Linked DNA regions of Homo sapiens: region 2 is linked to region 1. A link is an interaction called in ENCODE POLR2A ChIA-PET data of the cell type or tissue named here. Cell type or tissue: PC-9. All regions are shown on one strand.

What was found. ChIA-PET counts read pairs that join two places held together with the same protein. Peaks named below come from ENCODE experiments on the same cell type or tissue, not always from the same donor. Only the 100,000 strongest peaks of a DNase experiment are listed, where the experiment ranks them.
Region 2: POLR2A ChIA-PET joins it to region 1 with 9 read pairs; 5 of 35 experiments call an interaction of 5 or more read pairs at or near these places.

The regions. Positions count from the first base shown.
Region 1 is chr9:111,462,396-111,470,395 of GRCh38, reverse strand. All of the region lies in intron 2 of ECPAS (Ecm29 proteasome adaptor and scaffold), which reads left to right. Among named protein-coding and RNA genes, the nearest start is that of ECPAS, 18 kb to the left of the region's middle. In PC-9, no CTCF peak of the experiment used is centred here; no DNase peak of the experiment used is centred here; H3K27ac peaks cover 854 bases.
Region 2 is chr9:111,572,815-111,580,814 of GRCh38, reverse strand. It overlaps PTGR1 (prostaglandin reductase 1), which reads left to right. Exons shown (of 10, transcript NM_001146108.2): 7 at 1,864-2,019; 8 at 5,973-6,081. It also overlaps a transcript of ZNF483 not described here. Among named protein-coding and RNA genes, the nearest start is that of PTGR1, 23 kb to the left of the region's middle. RefSeq lists an enhancer at 7,793-7,962. In PC-9, no CTCF peak of the experiment used is centred here; no DNase peak of the experiment used is centred here.

The DNA of each region.
Region 1 (8,000 bases):
GAGGTTGTGGTGAGCAGAGATTGCGCCACTGCACTGCAGCCTGGGTGACAGAGCAAGACTTCACTAAAAAAAAAAAAAAGGCCAGGGAAAGAAAGACTCTTTTCCTCTTCCCTGTTTAAAGAGCCTAGCCTGTAGTAGATCCAGATGCAAGGGTTTCCAGATTAGGGTATCTGCCTGGGCCCTTGGGGGACAGACTGGTGGACTAGGGAACAGAAAGATAATCTGTCTGATTGCCTTAATTCTGGGGTGGGCAGAGTTACTAGCAAAGGACTCCATCAGCAGGGACCTCCTGCTCAGGACTTTGTTGCCTGTGAAGGTACTCATTGCCACCTCTTGGGCCCTGGCTGGAGAGAGGCAGCTCCTGCAGGAACCTTGATGGATTGTCTCTTTCTGGTAATGGATCTTCTCCCCACTCCCAACTTATATTTATGTTTTCTGCTAGACTGCCTGACATTCTCCTTTTAAGTACATTTGCATCTGTTGAGTTCTGTAAAAAAGGCTGGGGATGGGGGTAACTCTTTACAAACAGGAGTAGAGATCACATTTCTAGACATTCTTTTTTTTGAGATGGCGTCTTTTTTTTTTTTGAGACAGAGTCTCGCTCTGTCACTCAGGCTGGAGTGCAGTGGCGCGATCTCGGCTCACTGCAAGCTCCACCTCCCGGGTTCACGCCATTCTGCTGCCTCAGCCTCCCGAGTAGCTAGGACTACAGGCGCCCGCCACCATGCCTAGCTAATTTTTGTATTTTTAGTAGAGATGGGGTTTCACTGTGTTAACCAGGGTGGTCTCGATCTCCTGACCTTGTGATCCATCCACCTCGGCCTCCCGAAGTGCTGGGATTACAGGCGTGAGCCACCGCGCCTGGCGGGACGGAGTCTCGTACTGTCGCCTGGGCTAGAGTACAGTGGCTGGATCTCGGCTCACTGCTCCACCTCCCGGGTTCAAATCATTCTCCTGCCTCAGCCTCCCGAGTAGCTGGGATTGCAGGCGCCCGTCACCACGCCCAGCTAATTTTTTGTATGTTTAGTATAGACAGGGTTTCACCATGTTGGCCGGGCTGGTCTCAAATTCACCTGACCTCGTGATTCACCTGCCTTGGCCTCCAAAGTGCTGGGATTACAGGTGTGAGCCACTGCACCCGGCTGCTTTGTTTTTTTGGAGACAGAGTCTCGCTATGTTGCCCAGGCTGGAATGCAGTGGCACAATTTTGGCTTACTGTAACCTCTGCCTCCTGGGTTCAAGTGATTTCTCCTGCCTCAGCCTCCCAAATAGCTGGGATTACGGGGCCTGCCATCACGCTCAGCTAATTAATTCTTAAAGAAGCATCCTGCTGGCCTCATTTGGGTTTTGCCAAGTATTAGCGTGGCTTTTGGGGAATTGAGATGATATTTCAGATAGATGAAGTGGACTTTAACTTCCGGTTAGTATCTGGTTAGATTTATAATTCACAGGATTGATCTACCAGAAAATACTAGTATTACACACAAAATCTAGATGCCAACTAGGGCTTCCTTATTTTTCCATAGTTTTAGCCTCAAACTCCTAATTGTACTGACTGTCAGAGTCCATTCTCTTCCCTACCTTCCAGCCTGATATTTCCAATTTTTGTGAATTCCCTATACTTTAGTTTCTTATTCTTTTCTTAGTTTCTGGGCTCCCACTTCTGAAAATGTTTCAGCTTGGACGTGAAACACACACACACACACGTTTGAGCTTGGACATGAAACACACACACACGCTCGCTCTCTCTCTCTCTCTCTCTCTCTCACTCACTCTCTTTGCCCAGAATTGGTATGTCCTAGGAAAAGGCCTTGTTTTAAGAGTGCTTGATTTTCTGCCCTTTTACTGGTTCACCCCTTCCTCTTCATCTTTTTCTGTTCTCTTCCTTTCCTTCTCTCGGCAGTAACTGCTGCATCTCTGCTGGTTTGGAGTCACGTCGTATACAGTTGTCTAGTAAGATTTAGTATCTTCTCCACCTACTTTCTCGCTTAAACCATGTTATAATTTAGTGTGCTAGAAGGAGCATTGGACTGTCTAGGGTTTGAATCAGCCCTGCCACTTAGTAGTTTTGGAATCTTGGTCAACAGAATGTTTTCAAGGCTCTGTTTCCTCAACTGTAAATTGGAGCTAATACTACTTGCTTTACTAGAAGTTCTTTACAGGCAGGTACTGTGTTCCAGTGTGCGCTTGGAGGGTAAAGCCCTCTCTGGGTTCAGCTTGTTTGTTTTTGTTTTGTTTTGTTTTTTGAGGCTGAGTCTTGTTCTGATGCCCAGGCTGAAGTGCAGTGGCGTGATCTCGGCTCACTGCAACCTCTGCCTCCTGGGTTCAAGCAGTTCTGTCTCATCCTTCCTAGTAGCTGGGACTACAGTCACATGCCACCACGCCTGAGTAATTTTTATATTTTTAATAGAGATGGGGTTTCATCATATTGGTCAGGCTGGTCTTGAACTCCTGACCTCAGGTCCTGGGTTCAGCTTCTGAATCTGTGTATCATTCACATGGTGACCTCTGGCAGGTCAGTTAGGTGGTGAGTCTATAAATGCATCTATAAGTGCACCTCACAACATTTTTCTGAGGCTCAGAAGGCCATGTGAAACTGCTTTGTGACTGTGATGTATTTTATATACTTATATCTGTGAATCAGAAGAAAGTAAATACCATTAGAGAGAATATTTCTTTCTGAAATCGTCTATTATAGTGTAATATATTTCTGTAGTAACTTGATAGATCTTTTAAAAAATATCGTGTGGTGTTAGCGGTGGTCTTAGGTATTTTCAGCTTTCTCTTCAATTTCAGCTTCTACTTAAGACCTCTAACCTGATTTGTATTTTAAAATTTACTTTCATATTCAGGAAAAAAATATTTTTTGTAGAAAATTTAAGCAACCTTAAAAAACCTGAAACCTGTCACTCAGAAATTCACGCAAGTAATTCGTGCTCATGAAGTAAGTTAGTAATGACACATAATTAAACAAACCAGAAAGAATCCTCTGAAATTCAACCAAACAGGGATAACATTGCCTTAAATAGAATCCTTTCTCTATTCCTTTTGATAGTATACTTTTCTTGTATAATTTTAAAGGACTATTTTGATGTTCAGGTTGTCCTGAAAGGAAACTGATTTCTCTTCTCTTCTCTCTTCTCTTCTCTTTTCTCATCTCTTCTTTTTTCTCATCTCTTCTCTTCTTTTTTCTCTTCTCTTTTTTAACATGCTTTTTCCATTAATAATGATGTGAGGGAAAAATAAGTAATTGTAGGTTTATTGTTTTTTCTAGTCCTGTAAGAAAATAGCTTTTCCTCCCTAATTTAGAAGTTAAAGTTGTGTTTTTGAGAGAGATCTGAAGAATGTGCTGAAGTCTTTAAACCTTTACTGGTCGTTTTCTTTTTATGCGGGTAGGAGGAGGGAGTGTTCCTTCTTCGTCTTTAGATAGAGAAACTAAAGACAGGCGAATAAGATAAATTTGAATTATTTAAAGGAAAATAAATGAGCTGGGTGTGGTGGCTCACGCCTGTAATCCCAGCACTTTGGGAGGCTGAAGTGGGAGGATTGCTTGGGCAAAATAGGATGACCTCATCTCTACAAAAAATAAAACAACTAGCTGGGTGCAGTGGCATATGTCTGTGATTCTAGCTACTTCCAAGGCTGAGGTGGAAGAATGGCTTGAGACTGCAATGAGCTGTAACTGCATCACTGCACCTCAGCTTGGGCAACAGCAGAACCCTGTCTCCAAAATAAAAACGTGTGTGTGTGTGTGTGTGTGTGTGTGTGTGTGTGTGTGTATTTAGTTATTTATATTTTTAGTAGATTTTTTTTCCTCCTACAAGAATGTCATAGTTAACATGAGCTAAACTGGATTTTTGTTTTGTTTTGGAATTTTAAGATTCTCAGGGTTTTGATACTTTTCCTTTGAGATCAAATGTTCTTTTTGTTCTTTCTTTTTTTTTATTTTTTGAGACGGAGTCTCGCTCTGTCGCCCAGGCTGGAGTGCAATGGCGCCATCATGGCTCACTGCAACCTCTACCTCCCGGGTTCAAGCGATTCTCCTGCCTCAGCCTCCTGAGTAGCTGGGATTACAGATGCACACCATCATGCCCAGCTAATTTTTGTATTTTTACTAGACATGGGTTTCACCATGTTGGCCTGGCTGGTCTTGAACTCCTGACCTCGTGATCACTTACCTCGGCCTCCCAAAATGCTGGGATTACAGGTGTGAGCCACCGTGCCCTGCCTCTTTTTGTTCTTTCATAGGCTTTAAGGTTCCTTTCAAGCTTCAAAGTTCTGTGATTAAAAATTTTTTTTCTTGTCTTTAAAACATGGATTTTTGATTTTTGAAAAATATTTGCTCTGTATACTTTTTTTTTTTGGGACAGGGTCTTGCTCTGTTACCCGGGCTGGAGTGCAGAGGCATGATCTAGCTCACTGCAGCCTCAACCTCCTGAGCTGAAGCGATTTTCCCACCTCAGCCCCCTGTGTAGCTGGCACTACAGGGACGCACCACCATGCCTGGCTCATTTTTCAATTTTTTGTAGAGATGGGGTCTTGCTGTGTTGCCGAGGCTGGTCTCAAACTCCTGGGCTCCAGTGATTCTTCTGCCTTAGCTTCCCAGAGTGCTGGGATTACAGGAGTGAGCCACTGCATATGCTGGCCTGTATGCTGTTTTTTTCTAATCAAAAAATGTATTTTCACTGAAAAATATTTGAAAAGTATTAAGAAAAATTACTGATGTATTTTCTTTCACTTTTTATATAATTATATCATAAAATAAAATTATCATGGAATATATATATATATATATTCTTTTAAAAATAACGAATTATTTCAACCATGAAGGAAAGTATGGAGAGTAATGTTGACATGGAGTTTTTTTTGCTCTTGTAGCCCAGGCTGCAGTGCAATGGCACGATCTCGGCTCACTGCAACCTCCTTCTCCCAGGTTCAAGCAATTCTCCTGCCTCAACTTCCCGAGTAGCTCGGATTACAGGCGCCCGCCACCATGCCTGGCTAATTTTTTTATTTTAAGTAGAGACAGGGTTTCACCATGTTGGCCAGCCTGGTCTCAAACTCCTGACCTCAGGTGATCCACCCACCTCGGCCTCCCAAAGTGCTGGGATTACAGGCATGAGCCACTGTGCCCGGCCTTGGAGAGTAATCTTATTAACATTTATGTATGTCTGACTCATCTTTGTCAAATTTTTACATTTTCTGCTATCAGCTTCAGGTCTTGTATTTTATTTTAATTAATTAATTTATTTATTTTGAGACAGAGTTTTGCTCTTGTTGCCCAGGTTGGTGTGCAGTGGGATGATTTCGACTCACCACAACCTCCACCTCCCGGGCTTAAGCTATTCTCCTGCCTCAGCCTCCTTGTATTTTTAGTAGAGACGGGGTTTCTCCATTTTGGTCAGGCTGGTCTCAAACTCCCGACCTCAGGTGATCCACTGGCCTTGGCCTCCCAAAGTGCTGGGATTACAAGCGTGAGCCACCACGCCCGGCCTTATTTTATTTTTTTAAAGAAATAAACATTGCAGATGCAATTCAAACCCCCTGTGTTACTCCTTATCATATCATTTTTCTTTTCTTCCCTTTTTTCCTCTCTTTCCTCCTCCCCTCCTTCCCTCTCCCTTTTCATTCAGAGATTGTCATTACTGTGATGTATCGTACCCAATATGTTTTGTGTTTAAAAACTTTCCATAAATGGGACTAAACTGTACATATCCTTCTGCAGCTTATTTTGTTTGATCTTAGATTTTTCAGATATGGTCTTGTTGGCTCATGTAACATGTAATCCTTGTTTATTTATTTCCATCGTTGTGTGACTCTGCATAATTTATTCCTTCTCATGTTGACTGATATTTAGATTGTTTTTATATTTTTGCTTTTACTAATCCTGGGCTGTGAACACTTTCACACATGTGTCCTTGTGCTTGTCTCTTCCTGGGAGAGTTCTTTTTTTTTTTTTTTCTTTTGAGATAGGATCTTGCTCAGTTGCCCATGCTGGAGTGCAGGGACACGATCACAACTCATTGCAGGCTTAAGGGATTCTCCCACCTCAGCCTCTCGAGTACTGAGTAGCTGGGACTACAGGTGCATACCACCATGCCTGGCTAATTTTTTTTTTTTTTTTTGGTAGAGATGGAGTTTTGTCATGTTGCCCAGGCTGGTCTTGAACTCCTGAGCTCAAGCGATCTGACTACCTCAGCCTCCTAAAGTGCTGGGATTAAAGGTGTGAGCCACCACACTCAGCCCCTGGGAGAGTTTTTTTCTAGGACGGTGTTACATAAAGTGTTGTCTGAGCATTAGGGAGTTATTTCTTGCAAATAAGGAACTTGCATCAAAATGTAAATCAACTATCACTGTTAATTTATTTAACACTTCTTATTCTAGAAGCACTTTTTCAATAAAAAGTGTTCCTTATCTCTTTGCTGACTGGTGATAAACAGTTTGTAGATGGGCTTCTTGAATGGCAGAATTGCTAGGTGGAAGGGTATGTTCCTCTTCAACTTTGCTAGAGATGTCTTTACTGCAGAATTGCTCTTCAGAGATTGTATCAATATGTACCCCATCAGTAGTGGACCAGAGTTCTTGGTTTGTTTCCCATCTTTGCCAACATTTGGTACTGTTAGATTTGAATCTTTTTTTTTCTGATGTGTAGTCCATTGTTCTCTGATTCTTAATGGCATTTTTGTCAATCTCAAGTTTTCATGTATTCCCAGTTCTCTTTCTGTGTTCTCTGTTTTAATCTATTGATTTGTCTATTTGCTGACCGGTGCTTTTGTCACACTCAATCTTAATAATTGTCATAGCTTTATAAGTCTTGAAATCTGATTGAGCCACTCCTACTGCACTTTTATGGAAAATTGACAGTTACTCTTGGCTCTTTGCTGTTTCATACTCTGTTCCATTCATATTCCAAAGGAATTTTATAATTTTTTTCAGCTTTCACAAAGCACTCTGTTTTCTGTAGAGAATGTTTGACTGTTGGGGGCTTCCCATCTTTGCAATATTGAGTTTATTTGTGAGCATTAGTGCTGTTTACCAGATATTTCTAGTTCTCTCTTTTGGGCACAAAATAGAATTTAGTGCTGGGGACACAGTGAGAGACATGTGATTCACCACAGAAGTTTCACCACAGAAGGGTTGAATTGAGCCAGAAGGATTGAGGATATGGCACTAACTAGCGGTGTTTGAGATGGTGTTGGCTCTATCAGCCGACTGTAGTGAGCAGAGCCCTCCTCCTGATCTATGACTGAGGCATGGTCTAAGTGAGAAACTAATGTTGGTTGTTTTTAAGCCATGGAAATTTGGGGGTTATTATCACTAACCTATCCTGACATGGAAATCCATGAATGTAGTTGGGTGTGGTGGCTCACACTTGTAGTATCAGCACTTTGGGAGGTTGAGGTGGGTGGATCACCTGAGTGAGGTCAGGAGTTTGAGACCAGCCTGACCAACATGGCGAAACTGCATCTCTACAAAAAATACAAAATTAGCCAGGTGTGGTGGCGCATGCCTGTAATCCCAGCTATTTGGGAGGCTGAGGCAGGAGAATCGCTTGAACCTGGGAGGCAGAAGTTGCAGTGAGCCGAGATTGCACCACTGCACTCCAGCCTTGGTGACAGAGTGAAACTCTGTCTCAAAAAAAAAAAAAAAAAAAAAATTCCATGAATGTTGTGCTTCTCCATTAATTTAGATCTTATGAATTATAGTTAGGATTATAATTTTCTCTGTAAAGGACTATGACATGTTTCATTAGATTTATTTCCAGATAACTTGTAGTTTTATTGCCATTGTTAATTATATGTTTTTAAAAACTACATTGATACTTTGTTCTCATTTATCTCAGTTGACTTCTGTACTCTGATCTTGTATGCAACATAATTAACTTTCTTATTTTACATACCCTATCCCATAAATATCATGTAATCTGTGAATACTGACAGTTTTTAGTATCTCCTACTTCCATATTGCATTTTCTAGCAGTTCCAGTTCAATTTGCTTGG
Region 2 (8,000 bases), 110 kb before region 1:
GAAAATTTTGATGCATCGACAAAGATTGGAAGTCAGAGTCAGCTTTTTTTTTTTTTTTTGAGATGGAGTTTCGCTCTTGTTGTCCAGGCTGGAGTGCAATGGTGCGATCTCAGCTCACCGCAACCTCTGCCTCCCAGGTTCAAGCTATTCTCCTGCCTCAGCTTCCCGAGTAGCTAGGATTACAGGCATGTGCCACCACGCCTGGCTAATTTTGTATTTTTAGTAGAGATGGGGTTTCTCCGTGTTGGTCAGGCTGGTCTCGAACTCCCGACCTCCGGTGATCCACCCACCTCAGCCCCCCAAAGTGCTGGGATTACAGGCGTGAGCCACCGCGCCTGGCCCAGAGTCGGATTTTAAGGCTGTTTGGTTAAAAAAGAGGAAGAAAACCAGATGATTGGACATGGATCATAAGACAAAGGAAAGCTTCTCCTTTGAGCCATGTTTCAGGTTTGGATAACTGAGTGGTATCATTCTCTTATAATAGTGGATAGAAAAGAAATAAGTAAGAAGCAAGGAAAAAAGTATATTCCCTTTTGAACACACTATTTATGAGGGACCTACAGGACATCCAAGTGTGAGGACATCTATAGGTTGTTGGAAATACTGATTTGGAACTCAGGAGAAAAAAAATGGGCTAACATTAATAGATAGAATTAATAGATTAATTAATAATCTGCATAAAGGAGGTCATAAGAGTGAAAGAGATCATCCTATGATAGTCTATAGTCTTAGAAGGAAAAAGGACCAAGGAGGGCTCTCTTGCAATAGTTTTTTCTGGAATCATGAAGGAATGGAAAAAGCCTGTGGCCGTCACTATTTGTACAGAGATTCATGTAAATCCAACTGGGGTTTTTCCTCGATTGAAAATGCACAGTGGCACATATTCTGGTCTTCATAATACATTTAGAGTATAAGGGAGCTTTCTGAAAAGCTAGTTTCTATGAACCACTATAATCTGTAGTGTCATCCTGAAAGTGCTTTTCAGAATGCTTCCTAGCTCCTCTGTGATTAGGAAGCGTGTAGTCTGGTGCTTTGGACTAAATCAAAGGATAAAGGGGGCCTGGTGCAGTGGCTCATGCCTGTAATCCGAGCACTTTAGAAGGCTGAGGCAGGAGGATCACTTGAGCCCAGGAGTTCAAGATCAGCCTGGGCACTTTAGGAGGCCAAGGCAGAAGGATCACTTGAGCCTAGGAGTTCGAGATCAGCCTGGGCAATATAGTGAGACCCTGTCTCTGTGAAAATTTAAAAAATATAAGGCCAGATGTAGTGGTATGCACCTGTGGTCCCAGCTACTTAGGAGGCTGAGGTGGGAGGATCACGAGCTTAAGAGGTCAAGGTTGCAGTGAGCCATGTTCGTGCTACTGCACTCCAGCCTGGGCAACAGAGTGAGACCATGTCTCAAAAAAATATAAACATTTAAAAAATCAAAAAAGGATAAGGGGGCAGTTACTAGGAGGGCTGTCTGTGATGTGGGAGTCACAGAGCTGAGACAAAATAATAGTCTGAAGAATGACTGTACCAAGAGATGGCATACACTGCATTGCAAGGAAGAGAAGCCCAGAAACAAAGAACCAAGGAAGTCAAATGGATCGGTTGTGAAACCAGCTGGTGGAACTATGAACCAAATAAATGCAGAAGGGACCTGCTGGGTGGTCAGAAGCAAGCTGAAGCTGAGTTGTAGGATGGTCCGGGGACTGATTTCACCTATGGGATCTGTTGGCCCATTATGGTATTCCTTTTATATGTGGCTCAGCACCTAAGAGAGTGTTCCTAGGGAACCTAGGCATACGAGACCAGGAAAGTAGTGTTGGTCCATGCTTGTGACTTATTCATGGTTTCCTTTTTTTTTTTTTTTCTACTTAGGGCTGCAAAGTTGTTGGAGCAGTAGGGTCTGATGAAAAGGTTGCCTACCTTCAAAAGCTTGGATTTGATGTCGTCTTTAACTACAAGACGGTAGAGTCTTTGGAAGAAACCTTGAAGAAAGCGTCTCCTGATGGTTATGATTGTTATTTTGATAATGTAAGTACAAACTGGACTTAATATCTAATTTATTATGGAAGTACTATATAAAGCAGGAGTCTCCTACCCCTGGGCCATGGATGGTTAGTGGTCCATAGCCTATCAGGAACTGGGATGCACAGCAGGAGGTGAGGGGCAGGTGAGCAAGCAAAGCTTCATCTGTATTTACAGCCCTTCCCCATTGCTCCCATTACTGCCTGAGCTCCGCCTCTTCTCAGAACAGTGGCAGCATTAGATTCCCATAGAAGTGTAAACCCTGTTGTGAACTATGCATGTGAGGGATCTAGGTTGTGCGTTCCTTATGGAGATCGCACTACTCAGGTGCCTGATGATGCCTGATGCCTAATGATCTGTCACTGTCTCCCATCACCCCCAGATGGGACCGTCTAGTTGCAGGAAAACTCACCCACTGATTCTATGGTTATGGTGAGTTGTATAATTATTTCATTGTATATTACATTGCAATAATAATAGAAATAAAGTGCACAATAAACACAATGTACTTGAATCATCCTTGAAACCATCCCCCCAACAATCGATGGAAAAATTGTCTTCCAATGAAACTGCTCCCTGGTGCCAAAAAGGTTGAGGACCGCTGATACAAGGGAATATATTCCTAGAGTTTCCATTTTGGGGTACATGAAGAAAGTATATATGCCTTTTTTAAAAAACAGCTTTATTGAGATATCATTCATGTACCATGTAATTCACTCATTTAACGTGTAGAAGTCAATGTTTTTTACTATATTGGCAAAATTGTACAACCAGTTTAAGAATATTTTCATCACCCCCCCCAAAAAACGCTACTCATTAGCAGTCACTCTCCATTACCACCCTCCTCCCCACTAAAAGTGGTCTCTTATGACTGGCATCTTTCACTTAGCAAAATGTTTTCAAGTTTCATCCATATCATAGAATTTATCAGTGCTTTATTCCTTTTTTTTGTTTTTTGAGACAGGATCTCACTCTGTCACCTAGGCTGGAGTGCAGTGGTGTGATCGTGGCTCACTGCAGCCTCGACCTCCCTCGCTCAAGCAATCCTTCCACCTCAGCCTCCCAAGTAGCTGGGACTATAGGGATGTGCCACCACACGCAACTAATTTTTATATTTTTAGTAGAGATGGGGTTTCGCCATGTTGCCCAGGCTGGTCTGGAACTCCTGGGCTCAAGCAAACCTCCCAACTCGGCCTCCCAAAGTGCTAGGATTACAGGCGTGAGCCACCACACCCAGCCTGATGGGTATTAGCTTATACTTTCTGGCTATGAAGTATAATGTTACTATGAACATTCATGCAGAGGTTTTTGTGTGGATTTTTCATTTCTTTTAAGTATATACCTATGAGTAGAATTGCTGGGTCATATGATAATTTCATGTTTAACATTTTGAGGAGCTGTCAAACTGTTTTGCAAAGTGGCTACAGTACTTTACATTCCCACAAGCAGTGTATGAGGGTTCCAACTTCTCTACATACTCACCAACACGTGCTATTGTCTGTCTTTTTTATTATAACCATCCTAGTAGGTTTGAAGTGATATTTCATTCTGATTTGAGTTTGACTTGCATTTCCCTATGGCTAACAATATTAAGGATCTTTCAACGTATGTATTTGCCATTTGTATATCTTCTTTGGAGAAATATCTGTTCAAAATCTTTGCCCATTTTTGAACTAGGTTATTTGTGAGGTTGTAAGATTTTTTTTTTTTTGAGACAGTTTTTTGCTCTGTCATCCAGGCTGGAGTGCAGTGGCGCGATCTTGGCTCACTGCAACCTCCACCTCCCGAGTTCAAGTGATTCTCCTGCCTCAGCCTCCCGAGTAGCTGGGATTACAGGCATGCACCACCATGCCCAGCTAATTTTTGTATTTTAAATAGAGACGGAGTTTCGTCATGTTGGCCAGGTTGGTCTCGAACTCCTGACCTCAGGTGATCCACCTGCCTTGGCCTCCCAAAGTGCTGGGATTATAGGCATGAGCCACCACACCTGGCCAAGAGTTCTTTACATCTTACCGATACAAGTCCCTTATTAGATTCAGTGGATTTTCATTATTCACAATATTTATGTTCTATAAGGTCACCACCAAGGCTGAAAACCATTGCTTCTAGGGGAAATATGTACATGTTTGCACATATCTCACATAGACTATAATCTGAAATCCTTAAAACAACTCATCCTAGTAGCTTTTATTTTATGAAAGACAAAAGGAGGTTCAGAAGTGTTAAGTAACTTGCCTATGGCCACTCCACTAGCTAATACCCCCAGAGTTGGGATTCATACTCCATCCAGCTCTTCCCCGAACCAGAGCCTCTTGAACTGCACTGCAGTGGCCCCATCCTCTGGTCATCTCTGTGTAACAGTTGAAACAAGAAGGCAGAGCATGGTCTTATTCAGCCTCAGAGAACATCTGCATCTTTTTTACTGCTCCATGTATGTCTGCAAGTGACCAGGGAAAGCTTAGTGAGTACTGGTTTGAGGTTACAAATAAAATTTTAGCAAGTAGTTTACAATATGCAAATATGAAATCCACTAATAATGAGGACCAACTCTATATGGCTTGCAAATATTTTTTCCTATTCAGTGAATTGCCTTTAACCTTCTTTCTGTTTTTGTTTTTGCCCTTTTTTTTTTTTGAGACTCAGTCTCACCAGTCTCACTCTGTCTCCCAATCTGGAGTGCAGTATGTGATGACAGCTCACTGCAGCCTTGACCTCCCAGGTTCAAGCCAACCTCCTGCCTCAGCCTCCCAAGTAGCTGGGACCACAGACATGCACCATCATACCCAGCTAATTTTTATGTATTTTTTTTTTGTAGAGATGGAGTCTCACTATGTTGCCCAGGCTGGCTTTCACTTTCTTGATGGTATTCTTTGAAGCATGAAAGTTTTAAATTTTGATGAAGCCCAATTAATCTATTTTTCTTTTGTTCCTTGAGCTTTTGGTGTCATGTCTAAGAAGGCTTTTCCTTTCTCAGAGTCATGAATATTTATTCCTGTGTTTTCTTCTAAGAGTTTTATAGTTTTAGCTGTTACATTCAGGTCTACGATGCATTTTAAGTTAATTTTTGTGTGTAGTATAAGGAAGAGGCCCAATTGCATTATTTTCCATGTGGAAATCCAGTTGTTCGGCACGTTTATTGAAAGGACTATTTTTCCTCTATTGAACTGCTTTAGCACTTCTGTAGAAAACCAATTGATCCTAAATGTAAGGGTTCATTTTTGGACTCGTGATTCAGTTCCATTGATCTGTATTTCTACTCTCACACTATCTTAATTAATTTAGCTTTGTATTAAGTTTTGAAATTGAAAAGTGCCAGTCTTCCAACTTTGTTCTCTATACACCTTTTGAGTATTTTTCCATACCTTTAAATTATAAGACAATGAGGTTATTGGACTGATCAGAGAACCTCAATATATAATAAAGGAAAATGTATAAGTTATAAAAGGTATGGTCTTAGAATCAAATGAAAAAGCCTGTTTATTTATTTTTCTTTTTTTCTTGAGATGGAGTCTTGCTCTCTTGCCCAGGCTGGAGTGCAGTAGTGTGATCTCAGCTCAATGCAACCTCCGCCTCCTGGGTTCAAGCAGTTCTCCTGCCTCAGCCTCCCAAGTAGCTGGGATTATGGGTGCCCACCACCATGCCCTTCTAATTTTTTGTATCTTTAGTAGAGACAGGATTTTACCATGTTGGCCAGGCTGGTCTGGAACGCCTGACCTCAGGTGATCCACCCACCTCAACCTTCCAAAGTGTTGGGATTACAGGTGTAAGCCACCGTGCCCGGCCGAAAATGCCTGTTTCTAATGTCTTTTTCTAACTGCAGTCTTCTGCACTGTTGGGCTAATTCAGTCAGTTTTGTTGCTGCTAAAACAGGTATTGTAAAATAATGCTTGTGACTTAATGATTCTCCTGAATCTCTAGTATTTAGATTATTTAACATTTTGTCTTTGCTATCTGTTTAGGTAGGTGGAGAGTTTTCAAACACTGTTATCGGCCAGATGAAGAAATTTGGAAGGATTGCCATATGTGGAGCCATCTCTACATATAACAGAACCGGCCCACTTCCCCCAGGTAATGAGCACATGCACACGATCCCATATGTCACAAGGCTGGACAAGGAGAAAATTCACAGATATGCCATAGGCCAGTGACTCTGAAATTATTAGAAAGATTTTCATATATTCTTTTTTTTTTTTTTTTAAGACAGAGTCTCACTTTGTGAGTGCTCAGGAGTTTGAGACCATCCTGGGCAACATGGCAAAATGCCGTCTCTACAAAAAATACAAAAATAAGCTGGGTGTGGTGGTGTACACCTGTAGTCCCAGCTACTCAAGAGGCTGAAGTGGGAGGATTGCTTGAGCCTGGGAGGCGAGGCTGCAGTGAGCTGTGTTCCTGCCACTGCACTCCAGCCTGGGTGACAAAGTGACAGCCTGTCTCAAAATAATAATAACAAAAACAATAACAAAAGAAATAAAAATATATATAATTTCACATATTTTGTGCTAAATCAGCTTATATTAGATTTTTATGTAGAGAAACAGCAAGATCTACAAATATAAAAGAAACAGTTATTAAAAGTTTTAGTTTTTACCTATCATTTAATGCAAAACTGTAAAAAGACAGTGATGATTTGATTTAGAAACAGAACACCTTGGTCTGGCTGGTAAAATATTCAGGTTCCTCTGGATATTAGAGACATTGCTGGAGGTGCGAGAGGAATAAAGTGTGACTTGCTGTGGGTGAAGGGAAGAGCAGACTGCCATGCCCTTCAGAAATCTTGGGCAGTGCTTCTTGGAGCAGTAGGGCGTCTTGGCCTCAGCAGGCTGACAATTGCCACTAAAAGGGAAGGGAGCAGCAGCTTCCCTCCATTCCTTGATTGTCCTTGTTTTATTTCTCTGGTGCCCTGCCATGCGCTCCATTCCCCACTCCCTACTCTCTTATGCTGAAACCACATCCCTCCCGCTCCACACTCTGAGGTCCAAAAGCAGTATCAACCAGAGAACCATATTCATTAAATCCCAGTCCTGTGAGATGCCTTGTACAGGCCTCTCATTTTATGGGTGTGGAGAGGAATGGCCAAGAGGACCAGAGACTCTTTAACTCCTATTGGCAACAGACTCAAAACAAAGACCAGTCTTCTAAGCTCCTCATACAGAGTCTGTTTCTGCTACAGTGATTCTGTGCTATTAAGAGAGATCACAAATTACCTATGGTCCCCCCCCAAAAAAGGAGAAAGTACGAGAAAGTAGGAAAAAAAGGAATCTTCCAGACTCTAATCAGGATCCAGGCAACCATAAATCAATGGTTATTTATTCTATGATGAGCTTGACTAATGGGAATGAAACCTTATAGCCCCACTGGTTAACCACCACACAACTGTATGGAGATGGGGGGGCTAGAAAGGAAGGGGCTGACAAAGGGCAACTTGTAGATTCCCTCTCAGGTTGTGAAAAATCAAAATCATTACCAAGAAGGAAACTCCAGATTTACTTGGCAATCTTATTGTTAGGGACTTTTTTTTCCCCCTATAATTTTCTAACTGGTGCTAAGCTGGAATCATGGGAAATTGTCTGCCTGCCAACTGAGCAAAGCTGCAGGAGGCCTTTTCTTAACCACAGTCCGATTAGGAATAGCCAAATATTTTGGATACAGTAACTCGATCTAGTCTTTTTAGCAATTAGTCTTTGGAAGCTCAGCTGCTCAGACAGGACTTTGAGATGTCAGCTGGCCTTGTCCGTTCCATTTTAATCAGATGGAATTCTGCCCTGCCACAGAGCCCCAGAAATTCTAACATATTCCACTGTTAGGATAGCTCAGAGGCAAGCAATGATTTCCTCCAGGTTTAATGCTACATATGCTTTTTTGCTCTCAGTAAAAAAACAAAAACCAACATTCTCATCAACACGCACAAATCCAGAAACAGCATTTCACTTTCATTTTGCTTTTTTGTTTATTGGTTTGTTTGTTTTGAGACAAGGTCTTGCTCTGTT